2 separate regions of the Homo sapiens genome follow, and region 1 is linked to region 2. Evidence: chromatin loops called from intact Hi-C (ENCODE). Cell type or tissue: Caco-2. All regions are shown on one strand. Links, peaks and the distances in the headings refer to the core of each region. The heading gives the core; the rest is flanking DNA.

Region 1 (2,800 bases), core at 114-2,613, 53 kb after region 2:
AACTGAATCAGATTGTAAGATATAGGAGTGTGCCCACTAGGAATAGGGCATTTTCTAAGTGACTTCGAAAGTCATGTATGGGCTGGGCCCGGTGGCTCACGCCTGTAATCCCAGCACTTTGGGAAGCCGCGGCGGGCAGATCATTTGAGGTCAGGAATTCGAGACCAGCCTGGCCAACATGGTGAAACCCTGTCTACTAAAAATACAAAAATTAGCCAGGCATGGTGGCACACACCTGTAATCCCAGCTACTTGGGAGGCTGAGGCAGGATAATTGTTTGAACCCAGGAAGCAGAGGTTGCAGTGAGCTGAGATCACACCACCGCATTCCAGCCTGGGTGACAGAGTGAGACTCTGTCTCAAAAAAAAAAAAAAGTCGTGTCCAGGTATATGATGAGATGGCGGAACTTAACATCGTACCTAGAAAAATACAAGGTATTCTTATAGCTCTGGCTATAACCATTTCTGTTGGGGCCCAGAGACAACACAGCGCCTCCTAGTTTACCTTCCATCTCCCCTCCAAAGGCAGCCTTGGACTGAGTATGTAACTGGCAACAACCCCAGTCCCCGGAAGTGACAGGCACCAGATTTCTCCTGATGATCAGTATCAGTGTTGTTTCACATACGCTTCGGAGGAGCCTGCCCTCATTTGTCCTGTGTTTAGCCAGTCACAGGCAAGCCAAGGAGGAGCATAAAACGGGACCAAAGCCCACTGCAAGTGTGCCCGTGGCACCCAGCACCAAACACTTAATTATTGCTCCCTCCTTGAATCGCACACACTGTAAAGAAAGAAAGGCGAAACTCTGAAGTCATTCACAGGAAGGTACTATTGTGTGGGTGAGACATTAATGCTCAGCAACACCCTTGGGTGCTTTCAGAGAACAGAAGGGAACTCCTGCGGCGTGATGCCGTGAGTGGCCTCTCGTGACCTTCGGTGACAATGCTGCATCAGGGTACTCTAGTACAAATCTCCACTGGGCATGTTGATTTTACAGCTGTCACTAAATAGCACATTTACTCGTTCACATGGTGTAGCTGGACTGCCACCCAGGGACCACACAGAGGTCCTTTTCCCGTGGTTCTCATTCCTTCTTTCTCCCTCTCTTTTTTCCCTTCTCTCAGTCTCTAAGTGGCTCTCCTGACCTTTGATGATGACTGAGACAGATACAGATATCTCAAAATAAGTAGCCCCAGGCAAAGACCACTACTATAAACTTTAAGCTGTTTCTCTCACCCAGAGCTTCAAGCCCATCCGCCAGCCCTGGCTAGGGAGTTCTCAAATCTGTTCTCAAGCCATGCTAGGTAGTCACATCCCCCTTCAGCTCCCGTCCTGCCCAGCTGAATAAAGAAGACACAGTGCTTCTCTCCCACTACATTCAGCCATAAATCAGCGAAAGGACCCTGATCCTTCAGTCCAATCTCAAACCTGCCTGAGAAGCACATGAATTAATGAAAGAATGATGAATTCTGAGAATGAGAACGGAGCCTTGGCTTGTAGTAGGCACTGCTTTCATTAACTGACCATGTAACTTTCATGTCTTTGAGCCCCGGTTTCAAGATTGATAAAATATGGATAATAGTCTGCTTCACGTGAAATAAATACAGCTGTGAAATAGCTTTTTAAGCCTCAAGGTCAAGGTCCTTACAAGGAGAGCCTGGGGTGGGGATTCCTGTACCAGTGAATACTGGGAGTGTACTCTTAGGAGCTGAGTAAGATGAAGGTTGGCTGCAGCCTAGCTTTCTGCCTGACGCCTAGAAACCCTGCACCCCAAACTGCATGCCAGAGTTTGCCCCACGCTGAAACAGGGACCTAGGGGAGCAGCTGTGAGTTCCCAGCCCCAAAACAGCAGGTGAAGGTGGGGAGCGCACCTGGGCAGGACACCCAGCAGCGTGCACTAAAAGGAACCATATGGTACAAACTGAAGGCATCAGGAGTTCTTGGAGGAAGACAGAGTCAAGAATTAGGATCCACTTGAGCCCTAAAATGATGAAGGAAGGCAAGTCAAAGCCCTGAGAACAATCCAAGAATGGTTTCCCACTTCCAGCTTTAATCTCTCCATCTGAAAAGAACCCATAGTCAAAGAACAGCCTTGTAAGCTTGGAACATAGTAGTCAGGCAATTAGGTGGACATTGAATTTGTTCACCCTGTGGCCTACAGCTTCCCTGGTGGAGGTAAGCCTTAAAGTGGTCTCTGCCTGGGCTACAGAATCAGCCACAGGAGTCAAAGTCCCCTGTGGCGTGGCCCAGCCTGGAGTCACAGATCACACCCTCTGGAATGAGCACATCCCCAGCCCTCAGCCATGGATCCCCAAGACTTCCTTTCTTCCTCTGACCCCCCCAGAGCTTATAATGTGTACTTATTACTGTATTAATTGCCCCTGATTAAGTATTATCTTTTTATGTGCATATGTCTTTATTTGCCCAAAATGTGAACTCCTGTAGGGAGAAGCTGCGTCTAAATTTCTTTTTATGCCTGGTTCTTCGTGGGTGTTTGGTAAATACTTATCGATGGAGTATTCATTTGACTGATAGAGTGGCATAGAGTGGCAGGGGTTTCAGGCACTGGGGAAAGAAGAATCTACAAAGGGAGTGATCATTTGGAGTTACTTTCAACTCATTGATATGTGGTTTGGGGTACACTGTCTTCTCTCCCAAACAGGTCATTTTGTGTTTGTTGTTTCTACTGTATTATGTCCTTTATGTTTGGGGACCGTTCTGCAATTCTTATGAGTCATTCCTGGGTCCTTGAAGCTAAATAAGGTTAAGGCACATTCTTTGAGGTGCCCCTGGGAAGGTTCCT
Region 2 (2,800 bases), core at 16-2,515:
ACAGGCACACGCCACCATGCCTGGCTAATTTTTATATTTTTAGTAGAGATGGGGTTTCATCGTGTTTGCCAGGCTGGTCTGGAACTCCTGACTGCAAGAGATTCACCTGCCTCGGCCTCCCAAAGTTCTGGGATTACAGGCATGAGCCACCATGCCCGGCCCGCTGTTTGCTTTTCCTTTTCTTTTCTCTGGCAAAGTACCCATTGATCTTTTTTGATGCAGTTTAGCACTGTGTCATGTTATTGGATAGTAGAGAAAAAGTAAATTTTAAGACTGAAGCCAGTTGAGAGGGATTTATCAGTAAAATTGAAAGTAGCTGTGCTGATTTATCTATGCCTTCCTCTGTACTGTCAGGACATATCAAAATGTACCCATTCTCATGACTCACCGACCGGAGGAAATGTGTGACTTTAATCCGGGCATTTAAACTCTCATCCTTTTGTCTTGTGGAGTTTTTCTCTTGCATTTTTAATCAAGTTTTGTTATTTGTAAAATTAAAAGGCTTGTCCAAAACTTTTAAAGTCCCCTCCTGCCTTTTTCTCTGATTTCATAAGCAATATATAAACCCCTATTTTCATGTGAATGACATTATGCTTGTTTTGGGAGTTACAGTAATTTAAACCAAGCATATAGTACAGTGGTTCTGAAAGCTTACATCTTGCAAAAAAGTAATTTGAAAATTTGAAAACAATAAGCTTATAGACTAAAGCATAAAGAAAATGCCAGCACATTTACCACAGGGTAGGTCTAATTCAGCCTACTGGTAACCAACTCAAATGCAAAACAAAATGATAGCTGAACAATGAGCAGAGGTAAATTGACTTTGGGAGGAGGCTGAAGGCGTTCTCATATTGGGACCTGTATTTGATCTTGGAGCACATGGTGCCTCGGTCTGAGGCTACATCTTAGGTCCAGGTTTTATGCATCTTTAAACTGCACTCTTAATTAACTCTTCTCCAGATGAATGATGCGCAGTGACAGCACTTCAGCAAAATCAATATGGTGCTTCTGTCTCAATAACAAATTAGATAGTATTTCTGGGTCAGTGTAGTTCATCAGATATCAATACATTTCAGTCTGGTTTGTCTTTTTTTTTTCTTTTGCTAAAACTTTCTCATTCTGGGGGGGAAAAAAGAACAGACTTCCATGCCAGCTTATTGCCCTCACACCCTCCTCCCAATTGTCACATATCCAGAGGATTCACCCACCCACCAGTTTGCTGCCATCTAGGTGGCCTAGTAGCTGGCAGAGCTTCTGAGCTGCAGAGAAGCATCCAGAATGCAGAGAAGGCGGTGCTTTGCGATTGATGGCTGCTGCTGCCCCTCCCATGAGGCTGATTCAGGCCAAGGGAATGTGTTTGCCTTTCTTCAAAGACGTGGTCTTTCCTAATACAGTCTTGCTTCACTACTCCACCGGTGTTGCTCCTTTTTTTGTTCCTTTTTTTAAATCTACGTAATCCTGTTTTGCTGAGAAGCTTTATTAATAACTTCTGAGCATTCCCTCACTAATCCCCACAGAGCATCTATATGTAAGATCTATATTGCATGACACTGTTTAAAGCAAGGCAAACTGAGGCACAGGCAGAAGAGGGAGGGAATCAATCCCAGACCTCCAGATAACAAGCTCAGAATGTTGCTCCCCAGGCCTGCTTGCCCTTCTCCTGGTCCAGGAAGTACCAAGCAAGGTGGATTTCTTCAGGAAGCCACTGGGCAGCATAATCTAGTAGACTGCCTGGGCTCAAAGCCTGACTAAGCCCTATTCTGCCTGTGTGACTGAAGAAACTGCAGAAATAATATCCAGCCTGTCTGTGCCTCAGTCTTTTTTTTTTTTTTTTTGAGAGGGAGTCTCACTCTGTTGCCAGGCTGGTGTGCAGTGGCACGATCTCAGCTCACTGCAACCTCCACCTCCCGGGTTCAAGCAATTCTCCTGCCTCAGCCTCCTGAGTAGCTGGGATTACATGTGCCCACCATTATGCCCAGCTAATTTTTTTATATTTTTAGTAGAGACAGGGTTTCACCATGTTGACCAGGCTGGTATCCAACTCCTGACTCCCCCACCTCGGCCTCCCAAAGTGCTGGGATTACAGGCGTGAGCCACCACGCCCAGCTGCCTCAGTCTTTATCAATAAACTAGGGATGATATTAGCACATGTGAGGCACTGTGAGCTGATGTATGCCAAAAGCTTTGCATAATATATGGACACAGACAGTGCCTCCTAAGGGTTTACTATGCCTGTCTTCTCTCCACGGAGACAGGAATATCCACCTCTTATACCATTGCCCTGTGGGGAAAGCAAGACCAGACCCTGAAGGCTCTGAGGCTGTCCTGGAGCTCTGGAGACTAAAAGAGTAATTTTGAAGTTCACTGTGAAACCATGAAGATCTGTTTAAATCCAGGCTAGCTCTTCCTTCCATCTATGTAACCTTGACTCATTTGCAAAACTATCTTTCTCTTCTTACTTTTCCTTTCTCAACTGGTATTTCATGGTCAGTTTGATGTGAGTCATATTCCCTAATTGTGTCACCCCCAGAACTGCCCAAATCTTTAAGACAGAATCCAGTACCACTGAGATCACCATGGGCCAGAGCTCTGGGACCTCCTGCAATATCTCAAAGGCATGAGGAAGCTTCCCACGGGCTACTGGAGGCACTGTCTTTGGCTTCCTCTGCCTTTAGCCTCCACCCCCACCCACCTGTTCTCATCTAGTTTGTCCACCCAAAATGCACAAGGACACACATGCAAGACCCCCATCTCCTCCCTCGAAAACTCACAGTGCTCCCTCTACACACACACACACTCG

What was found. Hi-C counts contacts between places; a loop is a spot of excess contacts. Peaks named below come from ENCODE experiments on the same cell type or tissue, not always from the same donor. Only the 100,000 strongest peaks of a DNase experiment are listed, where the experiment ranks them.
Region 1: it touches region 2 in a loop (4-fold over the local background); 5 of 110 quality-filtered maps call a loop at or near these places.

Annotation. Positions count from the first base shown.
Region 1 is chr1:239,867,326-239,870,125 of GRCh38, forward strand. All of the region lies in intron 6 of CHRM3 (cholinergic receptor muscarinic 3), which reads left to right. Among named protein-coding and RNA genes, the nearest start is that of CHRM3-AS1, 31 kb to the right of the region's middle. In Caco-2, for the core only: no CTCF peak of the experiment used is centred there; no DNase peak of the experiment used is centred there.
Region 2 is chr1:239,814,915-239,817,714 of GRCh38, forward strand. The region is part of intron 5 of CHRM3 (cholinergic receptor muscarinic 3); the gene reads left to right. Among named protein-coding and RNA genes, the nearest start is that of CHRM3-AS1, 84 kb to the right of the region's middle. In Caco-2, for the core only: no CTCF peak of the experiment used is centred there; DNase peaks (open chromatin) are centred at 1,307 and 1,667.